Regions from separate parts of the Mus musculus genome. Here region 1 is linked to region 2. The links are chromatin loops, found by intact Hi-C in ENCODE. Cell type or tissue: left cerebral cortex. All regions are shown on one strand. Links, peaks and the distances in the headings refer to the core of each region. The heading gives the core; the rest is flanking DNA. Region 1 overlaps Rhot1 (ras homolog family member T1). Region 2 overlaps Suz12 (SUZ12 polycomb repressive complex 2 subunit).

Region 1 (13,991 bases), core at 970-8,969, 200 kb before region 2:
CAGGCAGATTTCTGAGTTCGAGGCCAGACTGGTCTACAAAGTGAGCTCCAGGTCAGCCAGGGCTACAGAGAAACCCTGTCTTGAAAAGCCACACACACACACACACACACACACACACACACACACACACACACAAAATTGCATTAAAAGATTTTAACAATAAAATAAAAATCAAAGAGAAAAATAGGTTTCCAGCTGGGGTTTAACTCACAGCAGAGTGAATATCCAGCCCTAGGGAAAAAGGAAAACCTCCGCCTCTGTAGTCAGGGTATCTCAAGTTTTTCAAAAACATAAAACGATTCAATTTAATACTGAAATATTAGATTTTTTAAATACGTGGTGCTTGTTCTACTTTGCTAAGAATTTAAGATACTTTACAAATAAGGAGCTATGTTAATCCAAGGCAGTCTTGATGGGTGTCACGCAGTGATGGGGAACTTGTCTAGCACATGCAGGTCCTGGGTTTTATCCTCAGCCTTGCCAAACCCACGAAAAACACAAAACAAAATGATAATCTTCAAGGTAACCAATACACATTAATTTCGTCTAGGTTGGGTGAAAACTGTTCGGCTCCATACGCCTTGTGTTTAATAATTCCATGTTTCAGAAAGACTGCATATTATTTTACAAAACTGTTTTGTAGAGGCTCAGTCCTTTCTTTTTAGTTAATTAACTTATTTTTATGTGTATGGGTTTTGCTTGCATGCATATCTGTGAACCATATGTATATCTGGTGCCACAAGAGGCCAGAAAAGGATACTGGATCCCCTGGAACTGGAGTAACAGATAGCTGTGAGCTACCGGGGTGCTGGGAATCAAACCCAGGTCCTGGAGAAGAGCAGCCAGTGCTCTTAACTGCTGACAGAGCCTTCTCTCCAACCCCAACTGTATGATTTTTAATTACAGAAAAAAAAAAAAAAGTATCCACACTCAAGAGAAACGTCCTAAAACAACTCTAACTCCAGTTAAACATTTCAAAGGTATTTATTCCTTCTGACAGGGTCTCTCTATGCAGTTCCAGCTGGATAGGAACTAACTACGATTCTTTAAACTTGTTTGTTTATTTATGTGCATGGGCATCATAGCACACAGTGGAGTTCAGTATGGAGTCAGTTTTATACCTCCACCATGTGGGTCCTGGAAACTAAAATCAGGTGGTCAGTCTTGGCAGCAGCTATCTTTTCTCACTGAGCCATCTTGTTAGCTCTTCAGATAAACTTTTGCTGAGAACTTTTAGGTATTATACCCCAATTCTCAATTAATGTTAATGATTCCATAATATACTCCACTTTTCAAATTAAGGAATTACTACTTGATTCTTCTTTAATGCAAAGGGGAACAAAGCAGCAGCTATGGAATTTTGAATGCTGAAACCGCTACATAGGGGAGAGATCCGGTCAGCAGTGAATTGAAGCTCCTGCTTGGTATATACAAGACCCTGGATTCAATCCCAGCTACCACAAAAAACCAGAACAACAAAGACACTGCCATGTGACGCATCAAATTCCTAGCTCAGCAACAAAACTATAAGATTATTTCTTTCTAAACAAGAGTAAAGAAAGGATTAATGCAAACTCTGACATTAGTTTTACTTTTACTTGTGTGTGCAGGCACGTGTATGTGCATGCCACATGTGTGTGTGTTAGGGGGCAGAAACTCACACACACGTGTGGATAGCCATGAGCTTTACAGGCAGCTAAAATCAGCTAACAGGTGCTGGGAACCTAACATGCGGTCTCTGGGAGTACAGCAAGTGCTTTTAAGTACTGAGTTATCGCTCCAGCCTCAAACTCTGACATTAATGATACTTTGGAAAAACAAAAACCAAGCCAGACCTATAATCTCAGTATTTGGGAGGCAGAGGTAGAAGAATTAGCAAGAAGTTCAAGACTAGCCTGGCTACATAGAAAGTCTGAGGGCAACCAGACTGTGTCCCTAGAAATAAACAAAACAAATAACAACAAAATCCAAAATTCTGTTATGCTGCTGCACTGATGCTGTTGTCTCCCAAGACCCCGACGCCACAGGAGGGCTTAGCCAGCACCTCACACAGGAGGGCTTAGCCAGCACCTCACACAGGAGGGCTTAGCCAGCACCTCACACAGGAGGGCTTAGCCAGCACCTCACACAGGAGGGCTTAGCCAGCACCTCACACAGGAGGGCTTAGCCAGCACCCCTCACACAGGAGGGCTTAGCCAGCACCCCTCACACAGGAGGGCTTAGCCAGCACCCCTCACACAGGAGGGCTTAGCCAGCACCCTCACACAGGAGGGCTTAGCCAGCACCCCTCACACCGGGATCCCAAACTGAATAAGTGTAGCCCAGTATGATGGCACATACATGTAATCCCAGCACCGAGGAAGTGGAGGCAGGAGGATCAGGAGTTTAAAGTCATTCTGAGCTACATAACAAGTTTGAGGCTACTCTGGGGTACATGAGACGCTGTCTCAAAACAGCAATAATAGTAGTTATAATAGCAAACCTAAAGCCACTGGATTCTGGTGGCATTTCATATTTATTTATTTATTTTTAAAGATTTATTTATTTTATGTATATGAGTACACTGTAGTTGTCTTCAGACACACCAGACGAAGGCGTCAGATCACATTGCAGATGGTTGTGAGCCACCATGTGGTGGCTGGGATTTTACCCCTAAGAACAGACTACACAAACGATATGATCTCCAGTTCCTTTTTCCCACCACTTTAAAACTGAGACGACCAAGATCCAGAAATGACAAATGGCAAGGTGACCGGATAGTGAGATGGCTCAGTGACTTGCCAAGCAGACTGGCAATCTGAGGTGGACCCTCAGGCCTCACGTAGGAGGAGGAGAAAACTGTGACTCACACACGCTGTCCTGTGATCTCCGCACTGTGCTACGGCATGTGTGCATGCGTGCAAACACACTCATGGAATGTAAGAGAAAATGCTAATGTAAAGTCAAGGCATAAAGTGAGAAGAGCGTGGGCTCTTTCATAAGGTGATGTCCTCTGTAAACTAATGCGCTTTTTAAAAGTTCTAATTGTTGAAGAAACACATGAAGATGGCATTGACATCATTTTAACTTACTTTTTATTTAAAAAAAAAAGACAAAAACTCACAACAATTAAATGTTTTTACCTCTTCCGGAAATTCTTCACTGACCAGCGACATAATCAGTGATGTCTTCCCAACTCGAGCTGTTAAGAGAAAAATCATTACTTAACAAAACATTTTGGTTGTACAGAAACTCAAATCCAGTAGCCACATAGGGAGTTGATTAGTTGTACAGGGGAAAGACAACTATAAGACCTTTTCCGTAGGCCTCCTGCAGTTCGGGTGTACCGGCACTTCCAGTGCCTGCCTGCCTTTAACTCCAGCCTCCTGGGAGGCGGGGGGACTAGGATGTCAGGTTTGACAAGAGAACAGAACAGAGTACAGTAACAAAACCCTTCCTGCATCACCTACTCAGAGTTGTACAAGACTCTATCCCATGATATAAGCTGCCTAATTTTCTAAATTAAATTTCTAAAGATCATTTCTAAATCTTCACCTTTATGAATAATGTTGTAACTCATATTCTACAGCCTAAGTTCCTTGAAGTGGAATTAAGTTAGTGCACGGCTGTTGTGTGTTTGATGACATTGTTAATTCTGTTCACAAGAGAACACACAGCTTCCAACCTCAGCGACACAGGGACCTCAGCGCCTGGACCGCTCCATGGGAAGCTCCTCCCTTCTTGTTCTGTATTTAAAGGGTTGGTAACAAGGTAAAACACTAAGTTTTCTGTCCCAGTGATCCTTTTAATAAAGGACAGGTAAAATCTCACTCTTTATTCTGGAATCTGACTTCTCTACTCCAGATACGTTTATGATCATGTAGTTACTACTGTCAAACCTAAGTGCTTACTAACCAAGTCTGTAGGAGCCTCTAGAGAAAAACAGATGACTGCCAGTTAATCCCTGCCACAGGGGCAAAGTACAAATCCTAAATACAAGTCCAAATATATATGTGTATATATGTATACGCATATATACATATATATATATACACACACACATATATAAAAGCATGCAAAAAAAGGAAACTGACTACAAATACAATACTAATATCCAATCTCTTAACTTTATTCACTACTAATGAAAATGAAAATGGCTGTCACAGCCAGCTTCAGAGTTCTCATCAAGAGCCAACAGTGTTTCTAAGAGCAAGACAAACTGCCACCTCTGATTCATGTTTCCTACTTTGCACTGAAATTCTGTTAAATTTCACTGTTACTATTAGAGGACACCTACCACGCTGCCCAAGTTAGTCTGGCACTCCTAGGCAGTCCTCCAAGCAGCCTTCCCTCCTGAGTGCTAGAACCACTGGCGCCTGCCGGGCTAAACCCAGCCTGTGGTTTTACGTCTGTCTCTGCTTGCCCTTTTGCCTAATTCTGGTATTTCATTTAAACATTTCCCAGTTCCCAACTTTCTAGCCCTCACCAATCTACCGACAATATAAATGTCCACTCTACTTTCGTCCACACCCCTTCCAGCTCAGCCTCCTGGACTCTCACCTTCCTCCCTGCTCCCACTGAACCATACCAATGGGAAGGAGGGGAAGGGACGCTGTCCAGCCGCAGCTCACCCTCCTCACCCTATGTCCCACTGCTGCTGCCTACTCAGGCAAGTCGCGCAAACAAGGCCATTCCATGATTCACACAGGTACAAGCACTAAAAAGCCACAGTGAGTCCTGTCCCCCTCCTCACGTGGCTTTCCTCATCCAAAACTATTATGTCTCTTCTGTACTTTTATATTTTTTTTAATTTATTTATTATATGTAAGTACATTGTAGCTGTCTTCAGACACTCCAGAAGAGGGGGTCAGATCTTGTTACGGATGGTTGTGAGCCACCATGTGGTTGCTGGGATTTGAACTCTACACCTTCGGAAGAGCAGTCGGGTGCTCTAACCCACTGAGCCATCTCACCAGTCCCGTACTTTTATATCTTATCATGTCTTTAGGGCACTTCCATCCTACCACAACCTAAAGACCCCCAGAGATACCACAGTTCTCACTGTCTCCACCAACAACTTCTGTGCTATATAATCTGTAGTAAGCCACTATGAATGTAACATACATCTTTACAGTCTACATGGACACAAGTAGCTAATAAAGCAAACCTTCTAATTTTGTATGAATGGAGGACCTCTAGCTCTACCTGACTGGACGTCTCTGCCCAGGTACACCAACACTGCCAGAGAAGCCATTTCTACCATCCAACGCTTCTCTAACACTTCTTTTCTTAAGATGTATTTATTTTTACGTGTGTGGGCATTTCATCTGAATGCATATGTATGTACACCATGAGCATGCATTGCACATGAAGGCCGGAAGACTGTGTTGGATCTCCTGGACCTGGAGCTACAGGTGGTTGTCAGCTGCCATGTGGGTGCTGGAAATTGAACCCAAGTCCTTTTCTAAAAGAGCTGCCAGTGCTCTTAACCACTCAACCACCTCTCCAGCCTCCAAAAACTTTTAAGAGTGAGTGAGATTCTGGATTTAAGGCCCGGTACCGTCCAAGGAGAGGTATTCTGCAAACTGAATATCAGGCAACTGCTGAAGCAATACAAAAATAAAATATAGCCATCAAGATGACTCAGGGGGTCTGGTACCTGCTGCCAGGCCTGACAAGCTGAATTCAACCTCCAGAACTAACACAGGAGAACTGACTCCTACAGTTGTCCTCTGACTTCCACATGTAAACACATACTCATGCACACACATGTAAATAATAAAATAACAATTAAAAATAAACTCTAGCCAGGCAGTGGTGGCGCATGCCGGTAATCCCAGCACTTGAGAGGCAGAGGCAGGTGGATTTCTGAGTTTGAGGCCAGCCTGGTCTACATAGTGAGTCCCAGGGCCAGGACTACACAGAGAAACCCTGTCTCAAAAACAAACAAACAAACAAACAAACAAACAAAACCTCTAGGTAGGTGTGGTGACACACACTTTTAATCTCAGCACTCAGAGGCAGAAGCAGGCAGAAGCAGAGAAACCCTGTCGCAAAAAACAAAAATGAACTGTAAAAATCATTGTATCCAATCTGTTCTTAATAAAAAGCTAAGGTTGGAATTCTACATAACAAAGCACAGAAGTTGTTGGTGCAGACAGTGAGAGCTGTGGTATCTCTGGGGGTCTTTAGGTTGTGGTAGGATGGAAGTGCCCTAAAGACATGATAAGATATAAAAGTACAGAAGAGACATAATAGTTTTGGATGAGGAAAGCCAAGAGTAATCAAGTATGACAAGTGGTTTCAAAATCCCTTGCAATTTCCTAGTAATAGCCACATCATTTCTTATAAATAACAGTACAAACAAACTTATTCTATTGACAGGGCTCATTTAGGGGATACAAGCAAGATAGCTTCAGAATAAGGGTTTGTCACCAGAAAAATCCAACCTCATGAGTAGAGGTTGGAACCTTCAGACTCATCCTAAAACCTAGAAAGAGATTGAAAAAGGTTGAATCCAACTGCATTTAAGAGTGAGTGAGATTCTGGATTTAAGGCCCGGTACCGTCCAAGGAGAGGTATTCTGCAAACTCATGCCTACAAAAAGAGATTCCAAATAAGACCTCTAATCTTCACATCTCAGGAGACCCTCCAGGTTAGTGAACACATCAGAAGGTGGTACACTTTAACTCCACTCTAAGCTCCAGGTCCTTCCAACCCTTCCTCCTGCCTCTCCCCATTTGCAGGGTCATAAGTGTAATGTTTTCCAGTGAACAAGTAAACTTGAGGGGGTTAGAAGCCTCTTTTCAGTGTTTGACTAGCAGGGGAGGCCTACTGCAAAGGGGACAGTGGCAGGAGTAAAGATGACAACTGAACAATCTTACTGATACTTGAAGACAAGGACACAGCAGACAGCAGCCCCAAGAATGGCTAAGCTGCTTAAAGTCATTTGCATCGGTTACCACTTCCCAGTGTGTGATTTTATTTATTTGCTCATATCCTACATCATCTAGAAAACAAGCTGAGGCAATTCCATCTATAGCCAGCCATGATGGCACACACTTTTAATCCCAATACTCAGAGGGCAGAGACAGGCACATCTCTGAGGTCAAGGCCAGCTTCCTCTACAGAGTGAGTTCCAGGACAGTTAGAGATACACAGAGAAACTCTGTCTCAAAAAACAAAAACAAAACAAAACAAAACAAAAAATAGGCTTGGTTCTTCCAAAGCAACTGTGATTAGAATACAGTGGGGGATGACTATGCAGTTATATTTTTGATTAATAACTTTTAGCATTTGGAAAAATAATCCCAGCAAAGTTCTTCCCTATAATAGCAGGCTAAAGCAGAGGACTGCCATGGATTCCAAGCAAGCCTGGCCTACAAGTGATACCTCTGTCAGAAGGGGGAAAGGGAGGGAAAGAAGGAGGGGAGAACTATGTTGTTACCAAGGAACAATTAAAAGTATGGTGGTTTAGGCAAGTGTGAGGGCACGCAGCTTTTGTTTTGTTTTGTTTTGTTTTTTGTTTGTTTTTTTGTTTTGTTTTGTTTTTCGAGACAGGGTTTCTCTGTGTAGCTCTGGCTGTCCTGGAACTCACTCTGTAGACCAGGCTGGCCTCGAACTCAGAAACCCACCTGGCTCTGCCTCCCGAGTGCTGGGATTAAAGGCGTGCACCACCACACCCAGCTGAGGGCATGCACCTTTAATTCCAGCACCTGAGAAGCAGAGGCAGGTGGATATCTGTGAGTTAAAGGCCAGCCCAGTTTACATAGTGAGTTCACTGATCATAGGTAAGTGATAGCCTGCAGGACAAATGTTGTCAATACCATGATCTACCTCTCTCCAAGTCTGATCAACAAAGTGCCACTAGCAGGAGAGCAAATAAGACATTGGCGAGCATTGGGGGGGTGTGTGTGTGTTTCCAAGCGTGCATTTACTTGCCACAGTGCATGTGTAAAGGTCAGAAGACAGCTTTCAGGAGTTGGTTCTCTCCTTCCATCCTGTGGGTCCAGGGACTGAACTCAGGTGAAAGTTGGTAGCAAGCACCTTTGCCCCAGATTTCAGCTGGCCTGAGGTTTTTAAGAAAACTATGCTGGATTTTTATGTAAAAGATATTCATGTTCTTTGTCCCCTATCTACAACCATCCTCTCTTGGTTTTTGTTTCGTTTGATCTCACTGAGGCCCAGACTGACCTGGAACTCACTATGTAACCTGGGCCACAGTGATCATCTTGTCTTAGCCTCCCAAATTCTAGGACTACATGTGTTAGCCACATGGCCCAACTACAGTCTTATTTTTTTTTTATTTTATTTTTTTTAAAGTGTGTGTGTGTGTGTGTGTGTGTGTGTGTGTACATGAAGAAATTCAGATTTCTTCACCATTAACTTATTAGTCCAAAGGGCAGTTCCAGCTGCCTGAAGAGGCTCCTATCAAACTACATTTCTGCACCAGACATTTGCAACAGGTGAGGCCTATTGCAAAGGGGACATTGACAGTAAAGATGACAAGGAGGCCAGAGCAGGGCATCAAATGCTCTGGAGCTGAAGTTGTCATGTACAGGCAAGAGTTAACATCAAGTGTGTTCCTCTATTACTCTACACCTTATCTTTTGAAGGAGTGTTTCTCACAGAAGATGGCAGTCACTGGTTGAGTAGGCTGGCTAGCTATTGACTCCTAGGGGATCTGACGGTCTCCACTCCTACTATTTGGGGATTACAGACACATCTGATCACACCCAGCCTTGCCCCTTGGCCCCCTTTCCCAGACAGGAGCTCTCTATATAGCCCTGGCTGTCCCAGAACTCACTATGTAGACCAGATCAGCATCAAACTCACAGTCACTTGCCTCTGCCACCCAAGTGCTGTGATTAAAGGTGTGCACCACCAGCCCAGCTTTTTGTTTTTTGTTTTGTTTTGTTTTGTTTAAGACTTATTTATATGGATTTCACTTGTGTGAATGTCTGTGCACCACATGTGCACAGTGCCAGCAGAGGCCAGAGGAGAGCGTCAGACACCCTAGAACTGGAGTTACATATGGTCTGAGCCACCTTATAGGTGCTGGGACCCAACCACAGGTCCTCTGGGAGAGCAGTCAGTGCTCTTGCCCACCAAGTCACCTCTCCAGCCCGTGCCCAGCCTTTTTAAGATTTATTTATTTATTTATTTCATGTATGTAAGTACACTGTTTCTGTCTTCAGACACACCAGAAGAGGGCATCAGATCTCATTACAGATGGTTGTGAGCCACCATGTGATTGCTGGAAATTGAACTCAGAACCTCTGGAAAAGCAGTCAGTGCTTGTATCTGCTCTCCATCTCTCCAGCTACATACCCAGCATTTTTAAGTAGGTGCTGGGGATCCAGGCTCAGGTGCTCATGTTTTAGTGACAGACACTTTATCAACTGAGCCATCTCCTAAGTCTTTAAGCCTTTAAGGGTAAATTTTGATTCATAGGTGCTAGGGACATAGAAAGAATGTCCCTATATACTTCATACAGAATACTTTGTGCAAAGCCGTTCTGACACATACCTTTAATCCCAGTACTTGGGAGGCAGAGGGAGGCAGATGTCTGTGAGTTCATGGGTAGCCTATTCTACAGAGTGAGTTCTGGGACAGCCAAGGCTACACAAAGAAAGCCTGTCTTGAAAAATAAAGCAAAACAAAAAAGTAACCATTAATGTTAACCATGATATTTAAATAATTGGTTAATAAAGTATTGCTAATGCTATGATTAACAAGGGTATTTTGTTAAGCATAGTATAACAAACCTAGCTAAAGGGAAGCTTATTTGTTTGTTTTTGGTTTTTTTTTTTTTGAAAAAACAGTCTTTCTATAAGGTAGCTCTGGCTTTCCTAAAACTTGCACTGTAGACCAGGCTGGCCTCAAACTCAGAGATCCACCTGCCTCTGCCTCCCGAGTGCATAGATGAAAGGTGTCAGATCTGAACATGAAAAATTATGACCTGAAGACTAGGCTTCATGTGAGTGCACTTTTAAAGACTTTTAGGAATATGTTCTGTGATAATAGTAATTCACTTTTGATCTGATTTGAATGGTATTTGATAAATTAAGTGATGACATAAATGGCATTTAAAATACTTTGTCATTCTTTGCAAACAAAATGTCTCAAGACTTTATAAACAGCCTAAGTTCCTTCATCTTTGCACGAAGCAGAAAGCAGTTAGTAGCATGATGCCCAGATGCATGAGAATGGTCCAAGAAGACATCCTTTCACTGCACCGGTAGAGCAAGATGACTGAGCTAATACAACACGGAAACCAATCACCACTTCAGAGTCAATGAATGAAGTGGCCCTGCCTGGCTCAGGGAGGACACTGACAGAAACACAAAATAACAGAATGACCCAGAAGAATAGACTTGAAATTCACCATACCAGAATGGATGGCTGTTCCTTCTCTCTGCCTCCCCCACCTGCAACCATCTGAAAGCAAATGAAAACTAGATGTTTAAATAAGCATATTAAGAACTCAAATCACGAGCTGGAGCAATAGCTCAGCAGTTAAGAGCACCGACTGCTCTTCCAGAGGTCTTCAGTTCAATTCCCAGCAACCACATGGTGGCTCACAACCATCTCTAATGGGATCCAATGCCCTCTTCTGGTGTGTCTTAAGACAGCAACAGTGTATTCTACTCATAAGATAAATAATTCTTTTAAAAAACAAAACAAAACACAAAACCTCAAATCAAAATAACTTTTGTCTAATATCAGAAGAATAGATAATGAGCCAGATATATTTTAAAATAGTCTCTGACACACACTTACATACCATTTAGTCATTTAATTTTAAAATCTTTGTGTGTGTGTGTACTTGTGTTTGAAGATAGTATCTCACTATGTAGCCTAGACTTGCCAGAACTCACTAAGATAAGCCAAATTGGCCTTGAACCTGTGGTGATCTCCTCCCCCCTGGCTCCCCACTTGAGTGCTAGGATTACAAGTGTAAGCCCTAAATCTAGGATTTAAAATGCTACAGCTAGGCTAAAGGCTGACAAGTATTTACATTAACTCAAAAAGTAGGGCCTGTGTGACTGCTCAGCAGGTGAAGGCATTTACCTCAAAGCCTGACTACCAAAGTCCAATCCCCAGAACCCACATGGTCGAAAAGAACAAACTCCCACAAGCTCTCCTCAGACCTACACACCTACACCTACACACACGCACACATGCACGCACGCGTGCGTAAGAAGTAAAGCTCAGGCTGGGTGGTAGTGCACACCTTTAGTCTCAGCACTTGGGAGACAGGCAGGCAGATCTGAATTCGAGGGCAGCCTGGTCTACAGAATGAGTTCCAGGATACCAGGACAGCCAGGGCTATACGGAGAAACCATTTTTGAAAAACTGAAGGGGAAAAAAAAAAGGATTTACCTACCAAATACTACTCATTAAAATAACTGATATCCTATACTTCAATTAAGTATAACTATACTTCTAACATTTCAAACTGTGAAAGCATTTGTATAAGAGCTGAGGAGCTCACTTGGTGGAGTGCTACCTAGCAAGCACTAAGCCTTGATACAAAGCACCACAAAAACTAAGCAGGGTGGGACAAACCAGCAATCCTGGCCTTTGAGGTACAGCTGGAGGACCAAAAGTTCCAGGTCACTATACAACCACTTCCCAGGCAGCCTAGCAAACTTAGTATTTTACCTTAATGAGAAAAGGGTAGAGAGGGGAAAAAAGAAGAAGGGGATGGAAAATATATACATGTGATACGGTTTATTTAGTTGTTTAGTTGTTTGGTTGGGCTTTTTCAAAATAGGGTTTCTCTGTGAAACCATGCTAGCTGTCCTGGAACTCACTCTGTAGACCAGGCTGGCCTCGAACTCAGAAATCCACCTGCCTCTGCCTCCCAAGTGCTGGGATTAAAGGTGTGTGCTACCACGCCCGGCTTATAGTTTGCTTTCTTAATAGTAGTAGATGGCCTAACGCTTTGATGCCAACCTTACCCTATATCTACGCTATACTGTAGATTGAGCAGAAGTTCTTACATGTAAGGCAAGTGCCCTACCACTAAGCTACACACGCTAGTCCTTGAAAATTTTTGATTAACCATCCTCCTACTTCAGACTCCTGAGTAATGGCTCACAGATGTGTGCCAACCACATGGTTGGCACCATCCTCTTAGGAAAAAGCAGGGTCTCCTTCAAAAGCTAAGGCTTTCTCTTATAACTTGCTCCCTGTGGTCAGAAAACCCACACAGAGTTGTTCCGATTCTCTAGCTGGCTTTCAGGACTACATGACATACTTTTTCTAACAAATTTTAAACTTCTGCATATTCCTAAGTAATACTGTTAAAGTTAATGTAAAATGTCCTACGGTGCCACTGAATCTGACATATGTACAGCACTTCTTTTTTTTTTTTTTTTTTTTTTTTTTCGAGACAGGGTTCTCTGTGTAGCCCCGGCTGTCCTGGTACTCACTTTGTAGCCCGCCCCCCTCCCCACCCCCCCAGTGCTGGGAATTAAGGCATGCGTCACCACGCCCAGCATGTATAGCATTTCTACTCAGTCTATACACTAATGCTGTATCATCGGTTCCTATATTGAACACCAAATCCAAAATATCTTTTTTACAAATTGAGTTTTAAAAAGCATTAGACTTTTAGAAAATACAATTAAGGGGTCACCTGCTCACTTTCCCTAATTTTCCCCCAAATGTATCAGCACCAACCATGCCTTAAATAATGTCTTCCTTTACTGTTAGAGAACTTGATGCAAAAGAAAGAGTAAGATACCATTATAAATAAGGCCAAAAACCCATAACTGAAAATAAAAAAGCAAACTATGCTTCACGGGAGCTTAGTTCCCAATTTTGACTAGAGTTCTCCCAAAAGCTGCTACAGCTACACGGATCAACAGTCCACAGTCGTTTCCTCCCCTCCCGCCCCTTTCTGAGGCCAGCAGACTTGGGGCTGCAGTGGTTAAAAGCAGAAAACCCAAGTCTGGTGGCTCAAACCACCTGTAACTCTAGCTCCGAGGGATCTGACTTGCTCTGTCTGGGCCCTAAGAGCACACCCTACCCCACCCCCCCAAAATTGTTTTTTTTTTCTTAATATGTACACTTTCCTCCTTAGGAATGTATCACAGCGACCTAGAGAGGCTACTTAAAGATATAATTGAGTGGTTTATAATAGAATGCTTCAAATCAGCAATGGCAAAACATGAACTAATGAACCCCTCTTTTTAACTTAGTTGCCATGATTAAGTCATGTACCTCGCAGTAAGATCAGAAATCCCTGCTCTATACTGCATTCCTATCAGCCAGCAAAAGCGTTGTTTTTGTTGTTTTGTCTTCTTTACCAGGAAAAAAGTGAGATCTATCTTTAAAGAGCATGGGAACATGTGCCTGTTCGGAAGCCCTATATGCCTGCTCTTATTAAAAGAACTACTACAGAACTATGGAATGTCTAACAAGGAGCGAAAATTAAGACTTTTAGGGTAACAATCGCCCCATCTAAAGATCCCTCCCTAGTTAAGTATCGTTCACTCAATACTCATATTATTAACTTGAAGGAGTTTGTTCGACACAAGTACGGCAAAAAAAAAAAAAAAAAAATCTAATTTTTAAAAAATCCCGCTATCTTAAGCTCTTTTTTTTCTTCTTGGTGCTGGAGACTGAATCCAGGTTTTTATGCATGCTAGAATTCTACTACTGAGCTACTTACTCAAGCAAGCCAACGCTCTCTCTTAATGCCCATGCACAGTAGCAGTGAAGGCAGCAAGTGAAAAAAAAAAAAAAAAAAAATTCCAGAGACCTGACCTTGCTCCCAAGTCGACTACTTCTGCACTCCTCCTCCCCCTAGTGTCCCCCGCCAGCCGGTTCCCGCAGTCCCAAGTGCTCAGTCTGCCTGTTCCAACATCTGCCTGGCAATGAGTGACTGACAGGCGACCAGAGGGTCGGACGGGAGGTGGCCCGACAAACGCTGAGGCCCAAGAGGAAAGAACTCGAGGAGGTGGTGGCGACGGCGACAGCTTTCGCAGCGAGAGGACCGG
Region 2 (8,000 bases), core at 1-8,000:
TGTCAAATATTTAAGTACTATTATTTAGTATGGGACAAAATTAATGATCACATATACAATCTCCTGTCATAAAGCTTTTGTTTCCTAGTTTCCCTATAATTCTTTTACCCATTTCATTAGCAAGAATATATTGAGAAGTGCCCAAAGCATGAATTACTTAGGAAATGTTTCCCACAACATGCGTCATTTCTTTTTTACCTTTTCAATTTTATTATCTTTGTGTACAAGTTTTAACACTTGTTATATGAAGTGTTATGAAGTGGCAATTACTTACAAAAGCTGAACTACTGTTGTGTGGAAAAAAACTGACACATAACAGAATTTCAGGCTTCTCCCCCCTCCCCAACTCCCATCCAAGATCCCTAGGAACCAGGGTGCACGTGTGGAGGTCACAAGACAACTTTCAGGAGTCAGTTCTGTGTTTCTACCTTGTGGGATTTGGGAATCAATTCAGGTTGTCACGAACAGCTCTATGAAGCCTTGAACCTGCCTCTTCCTGCTGAGATTAAAGGGATCTACTGTGGGCCACACACACCTCATCTTTTGATGCATGTTAACAGTTGCACATGACCATACAACAAAGAGAAATCTTCCCTCTTCTGAGATATAAAAATACTTAGATGCTCTAAAGTCAAGAGCAGTGTTTTTTTTTTTTTTTTTTAACTTTATTTTTTGATTTTTTTCCAGACTGTTTTTCTCTGTGTATATCCCTGGCTCTCCTGGAACTTACTCTGTAGACTAGGCTGGCCTCGAACTCAGAAATTCTCCTGCCTCTGCCTCCCTAGTACTGGGATTAAAGGCATGTGCCACCACTGCCTGACAACCCTAAAACCCCCCCCTTTTTTTTTTAAGATTTATTTATTTATTATATGTAAGTACACTGTGGCTGTCTTCAGACACTCCAGAAGAGGGCGTCAGATATTGTTACAGATGGTTGTGAGCCACTATGTGGTTGCTGGGATGTGAACTCCGGACCTTCAAAAGAGCAGTCGGGTGCTCTTACCCACTGAGCCATCTCACCTGCCCAAGAGCAGTGTTCTTATGATACAGATAGTTAGGACTTAATACAGCAGAACTCTTACCTGTACCTGTAATTTAGGTGCAGAATAGGGGGTTTGAAGCCAGGGCCTTGATCACGCTAGGTAAATATTCTATGCAGCTCAATGATTTACATTTTAAAAATGTATTGAAAACCAATCACTTTCTTATCTGTGGCAAATTATTGGGAAAATGTGTTCTAAATTGACATAAGATAATTACAGACACATCTGAAGGTAGTAAACACATTCTGCAGAAATGTTAAAGGTAAAAAACATTCTGCAGAAATGTTAAAGACAAACTTAAACTCCCAGAAACATGGTCATAAATAAAGTCTTTAGAGAACTTTACATTTAATATAGGCAAATTCTTTTTTTTTGGTTTGGTTTTTTTTGAGACAGGGTTTCTCTGTATAGCCCTGGCTGTCTGAGAACTCACTTTATAGACCAGGCTGGCCTCAAACGCAGGGATTAAAGGCATATGCTACCACTGCCTGGCTTAATATAGGCAAATTCTTAACTGACCATAGCTAATAATGATACTTGATAAGACAAAGAATATTTCCTGAATAATTAAAGACAACCAAACCACAACTGAATTACTCTAAGTCTAAAACATTAAAACCATTATTTAGATAGCAACAGTATTTTTACCAATAGTTTGTGCAGGTTTAACAGAACCAGGCTTATTTTCCTGATGAAGGCTCTCTGAATTTCTAGTGGCAAGAGGCTTGGCAACAGGAGCTGTAGACTTATCGTTGGTTTCTCCTGTCCATCGAAGAGTAAATTGTAATGTAGGTCCCTGAGAAAATGTCTCAAATGGAGGCAGCCTCTAAACAATACATAAAATAGGACAGAGTTACGATGACATCAAGATATTACAGACATGAAATGAAGATACTCATTATTGGGGCTGCAGAGATGGCTCAGCAGCTGAGAACACTCTTTGCTTTTTTTTTTTTTTTCCTTAAAAAATAAAAATCAAGGGCTGGAGAGATGGCTTAGTGGTTAAGTGAACTGACTGCTCTTCCAGAGGTCATGGGTTCAAGTCCTAGAAACAAACTATCCTTAGTGAGATCTGATCCCCTCTTCTGGAGAGTCTGACAGTTACAGTGTACTTACATATAATAAATAAATCTTTAAAAAAAATCATAGCTGGGCGGGGTGGCACATGCCTTTAATCCCAGCACTCCAGAGGCAGGCAGATTTCTGAGTTTAAGGCCAGCCTGGTCTACAAAATCAGTTACAGGACAGCCAGGGATATACAGAGAAACCCTATCTTGAAAAAAAACAAAACAAAGCAAAACAAACAAAAAAGTAAGGCTGTAGAGATGGCTCAGTGTTCTGAAGATCCTGAGTTCAAATCTCAGCAACCACATGGTGGCTCATAACCATCTACAATGAGATCTGACGCCCTCTTCTGGTTTGTCAAGGCAGCTACAGCATACATAAGTATAAATTTTTGGGCCAGAGAAAGCTGGGGGTGACAGAGCAGGGCTCAACGGAGCGAGCAGCAGTTCTAAAAAAATTTCAATTCCCAACAACCACATGAAGGTTCACAACCATCTGAACAGCTATAATGTACTCACGTAACAAATAAATCTTAAAAAAAAAAGAATTAAAAATAAATAAAAATTATGTATATATACATGTGCACAGCTAAGATATGTGCTTCAGTGCAGACCCAAAGAAGCCAGAAGAAGGGATGAGATAACCCGGAGTTGAATTTTGAACCCAATATTGGTGCTGATAACTGTTCACAGTAAGACCTTGTCTCAATAAATAAAAATCATATTTAAAACTAATTCCCAATAAACCAATTTCAGTAATTAAAAAAAAAAAACGTAGGATATATGTAACAAAAAGTAAAGTTAGACTCAGAAGTCTTGCTGGATGGGCGTAGCACACACCTTTAATCCCAGCACTTAAGTGGCAGTTAGGTAAATCTCGTTTACCTGGTCTGCCTGGTCCCCAAAGAAACCTGTCTCAACCAACCACCAACCCCCACACACGGACACAAAATGAGAAATCCTGTCAAAATCTCATCTTTCTTAGTGGCTATCTTTTTGGGTATCAGTTCTTCTTGCTCTTCACTATCCACTATCTAAAAGTTGCTGTTTGATGTTCAGATGCCTCTTTGTAAAAGAACTTGCTACAAAGCATAACAGACCAAGTTTGATCCCAAAACTCGTATGAAACATTTCTTTTATTTTTGGTTTTTTCGAGATAGGGTTTCACTGTGTAGCCCTGGCTGTCCTGGCACTCACTTTGTAGACCAGGCTGGCCTCAAACTCAGAAATCCGCCTGCCTCTGCCTCCCAAGTGCTGGGATTAAAGGTGTGCGCCAGCACCACCCGGCCACAAAACATTTCTAAATGTGATATTAAAACATATTTCTAAATAGGATTTCAATCTCATATTTTACCTTTTCAATTCTAGCCCTAAATTTGAGAAAAATCGGCCAAATGAGTTAACCTGACAAAAGTCACAAAGTTAACTCCCAGTAGAGATGTAACTCAAGACACCCAGCCTTTCTTAAGCACCATGTCCTCTATTACATTTTCTGACTAGACCAATTTGCTTGCATTTTTCTAACTATTAACACCCAAGGGAGTCTAAGCACAAGCAATATGATTCGGTGGGAAAAGGCACTCCACACCAAACCTAAGCATAGCATATTGTGCAGATTTAGTGTTGAATGTGGTGGTTCATGCCTTTAATGCTGGCATTTGGAAGGCAGAGGAATCTTTGTGCCTTAGAAGCCATCATGGTTTACAGAATCCCAAGAAAGACAGATCATAGTAACATATTATCTCAAATAAGTAAATTAATTTTTTAAAAGACATATTTTTATATGTAAGTACACTGTAGCTGTCTTCAGACACTCCAGAAGAGGGCACCATTCTCCTTATGGATGGCTGTGAGCCACCATGTGGTTGCTGGGATTTAAACTCAGGACCTTCAGGAAGAGCAGTCAGTGCTCTTAACCTCTGAGCTATCGCTCCAGCACATAAATTAATTTTTTTAATGTGAAAAAAAAAAAAGACTCCTTATTTCAAATACAATTCCTCTTTAAGAAAGAAAACAATCAAAATAGGAACTGACAACCACAGTAGGTGCAACCTCTAAGTCATCCATACCTTCCCATCAAGAATTGTCTCCCATGTTGCTCTTTTCTTACTTATTGGACATTCTTCCATTTCCTGCATGGCCACTTCATATTCCCCATCTAAAAGCTGTAAACGCCTGGCAAAAAAAACACACTTTATAAAGTCACATGTGAATTACAAAGTCTACACTCTAAAAAGCATTAAGTTGGTATAATAGTTTACATTCATAGCAGGATTTTAAATCATCTAAAATCCAGATCTGACAAAAGCAATAACAAAAGGGAAAATGTTAAGCAGGCTGTCTTTGAGTAATACACACCCAGAAATGCATTCTTCACACAAATATGCCTACATTTTTTTTTCCCTGAAGTTGTAGAATATTTATGTTCATAAACTTGCCAGAAATTTGGCTTTGTTTTTTGATTTCTGAAACAGGGTCTCCCTACTATGTACACTCAATAGAATCCAAATGCCTGAGTGCTGGGATTAAATGCATGCACTACCAGCTTAATTAGCATCCTGGAATTTACTAAGTCTCTGTTTATACCAAGAAAGACTATATAGAAATTTGTATTACTGTAGCTACACAGATATAATATGTCTGTCCCAAAACCAAGTTAATTTTGTGCATTAAGTATAAAACAGCTGTGCAGATTTCCTGCTTTTGAAACCAGGACAGGGGCTGGCGAGATGGCTCAGTGGTTAAGAGCACTGACTGCCCTTACATGACATTATATTCTACATTATGGTTGGTTTTTGGACAGCTACACCTAAACCACTCTCCTACCTCTAAAGTGTTAGGAGGCCTTTCCCCTCAGCCTTATGAACAGTGCTTTATCAACTTTTTGATTTCTCAATCTCCTAAGTGATAAAAATAACACCTTGGTGCACTTTTACTTCAGAGGTCTGTTTACTGTTTAAGAACCATATATATGCCGGGTGGTGGTGGCGCGCGCGTGCCTTTAATCCCAGCACTCGGGAGGCAGAGGCAGGTGGATTTCTGAGTTCGAGACCAGCCTGGTCTACAGAGTGAGTTCCAGGACAGCCAGGGCTACACAGAGAAACCCGGTCTCAAAAAACCAAAAACCAAACAAACAAACAAACAAACAAAAGAACCATATATATACATAGACGGGCAGTAGTAGCATACTTTAATCCAAGCACTCAGGAGGCAGAGGCAGGTGGATTTCTGAATTCAAGGCCAGCCTGGTCTACAGAGTGATTTCTAGGACAGCCAGAGCTACACAGAGAAACCCTATCCCAAAAAACCAAAAGAAGAAAAGGGGAGGGGGGGGGGAAGGACAAAACAAAACAAAATATACATATTCTTTTAACATTTATTATGTTGGACTGGAAAGATGGCTCAGTAGTTTAGAAAACTGACTGCTCTTCTGAAGATCCTAAGTTCAAATTCCAGCAATCACATGGTAGCTCACAACCATCCCTAATAAAATACAATGTCCTCTTCTGGGATGACAGGCACAGTGTATTTACATATAATAAATAAATCTTTTTTAAAAACTATATCATTTATTTGTTGTTCTATTGGACTATGGGAACTTTTTGCTACTATTACTATTTTGAGACAGGGTATTTTAGGAAGCACAGATTAGCATCTATTTCACTTTCCTGATGCTTCAGTCTTTAAGACCTATACAATAGTTTTAGATCAGAGAAACAAGAACTTTCACCATGGGCTGGAGAGATGGCTCATTGGTTAATAAGAGCACTGACTGTTCTTTCGGAAGTCCTGAGTTCAATTCCCAGCAACCACATAGTGGCTCACAACCATCTATAATGGGATCGAACACCATCTTCTGGTGTGTCTAAAGGCAGCAATAGTATACTCATATATAAAGTAAATCTTAAAAAACAAAAAATTTCAACAAATGAATTCAAATTTCCTCATTAATTACTTCTCTTGGAGACTAGCTTTGAAAACATGTGTTCGGGAAACCTACTTGTTTTACTGTCTGAAGTAATTGGGATTAAAGATATGTGCTACAACATCTGTGTATCATAGGTTCACTGCGGTTATGGTAGCCTTTGTTCTAAGTCTTAGGTTTTTACTGTTGTTTAGCATTTCAAAATCTACATGGTTTTAAAATTTGGATTATTCTCTCAGAAGACCTCAATGTGAGATTACAAGAAAAAATTTAATGCACCTAATCTTAAAACAGTGGTTCACAAATATACTTTCTTTACTAAAAGCAATACCACGACTCATCAAATAATTGGAACTCTCAGACTAATTCAGAAAAGGAGATTTTAAGTCTTAAGGAAAATGTAAATGGAAAAAAAAATATCCTGGAATCTGCTTGAAAGGACTCCTCATACTCAAACTTGGGATAATTTGAGCAGCAAAATGAATAACATGATCAAATGAAAAATAACTCACTAAAAATGTTAACCCACATTGACAAAAAGCCAAAAAAATTCAAAATAAATCATCCCTTTCACTGAAAATAAAAAAAGAAATGAATAAACGATGGGAGAAATGAAGGGAGATAGCATGCAGTAGACCCTTTGTTCAATACTCAGAACCATTAAAATAATAATAATAATGATGATAATGATATTATTGTTAGATCCTTTGTGTGCAGGTAAGGAGCTGTCAGGAAATGCTTTAGTTCTTTAACCATACATGCTGAAATTCAGAGCAAAGTAGAAATGAAGTTTATTTTCAATGTTTCAGCACAAAAATGAAACAAAGAAAGCAAATGATCTGAAATGTTTCAATCAATATATAGGATATGTGAATGTTACACAAGTTCTAAATGTGTGAACTTTTCTACACATTTAGAAATTTTCAAAATTAAAGCTCACAGAAAAAAAAATCCACCTATTGGGCTGGTGAGATGGCTCAGTGGGTAAGAGCACCCGACTGCTCTTCCAAAGGTCAGGAGTTCAAATCCCAGCAACCACATGGTGGCTCACAACCATCCGTAACAGGATCTGACGCCCTCTTCTGGAGTGTCTGAAGACAGCTACAGTGTACTTACATATAATGAATAAATAAATCTTTAAAAAAAAAAAAAAAAAAAAAAAAAAAAAATCCACCTACAACACACTCTGTAGACCAGCCTGGCCTCGAACTCAGAAATCTGCCTGCTTCTGCCTCCCAAGCGCTGGGGATAAAGGCGTGCACCACCAAGCCTGGCTCACCTAGTTTCTTTTTCTTCATTGAAACAAAAGCAGTAGTATTTTCACATAAAGAATATACTGCCAAAATTGAAAAGCCAAAACAAATTAAGACAGGCAATGGTGGTACATGCCTTTAATCCTAGCACTCAGGAGACAGAAGCAGGGAGATCTTGGTTCTAGGCCAGCCTGGTCTACAGAGGTAGTTCCAGGACAGGCAGAGGAACACAAAGAAACCCATACACACACAAAATAAACAAGCATAACACATAAAAACAAACAAACAAACAAACAAACAAAAAACCCACACACACACAAAATAAAGCTAGGCGTGGTGGTGCACGCCTTTAATCCCAGAACTTGGCAGGCAGAGGCAGGTGGATTTCTGAGTTTGAGGCTAGCCTGGTCTACATATTGAGTTCCAGGACAACCGGGGCTACACAGAGAAACCCTGTCTCGAAAAAACAAAAACAAAACAAAGAATAAATTATTTAAATAAAAATATACATATATACAAACATATGCATGCATAGTAAAAAGAATAAGTATGTGTACACACACACACACACACACACACACACACACACACACACACACACACACACACACACACACCGTAGCCGCACAGAAGACAGTATCAGTGAAGCTGAGTGTGGGCACCTCTTCACACTTCCTCACTAGACCCCACCGCTGCTTTCTAGTATATTTATTGC

Evidence for each region. Hi-C counts contacts between places; a loop is a spot of excess contacts. Peaks named below come from ENCODE experiments on the same cell type or tissue, not always from the same donor. Only the 100,000 strongest peaks of a DNase experiment are listed, where the experiment ranks them.
Region 1: it touches region 2 in a loop (2.3-fold over the local background); 2 of 42 quality-filtered maps call a loop at or near these places.

The regions. Positions count from the first base shown.
Region 1 is chr11:80,209,448-80,223,438 of GRCm38, reverse strand. Rhot1 (ras homolog family member T1) reads right to left here. Exons shown (of 19, transcript NM_021536.8): 2 at 3,123-3,181. Among named protein-coding and RNA genes, the nearest start is that of Rhot1, 7.4 kb to the right of the region's middle. In left cerebral cortex, for the core only: no CTCF peak of the experiment used is centred there; a DNase peak (open chromatin) is centred at 4,292.
Region 2 is chr11:80,015,961-80,023,960 of GRCm38, reverse strand. It overlaps Suz12 (SUZ12 polycomb repressive complex 2 subunit), which reads right to left. Exons shown (of 16, transcript NM_199196.2): 9 at 4,177-4,282; 10 at 1,692-1,869. Among named protein-coding and RNA genes, the nearest start is that of Suz12, 27 kb to the right of the region's middle. In left cerebral cortex, for the core only: CTCF peaks have their summits at 2,445 (motif pointing left) and 3,912 (motif pointing right); no DNase peak of the experiment used is centred there.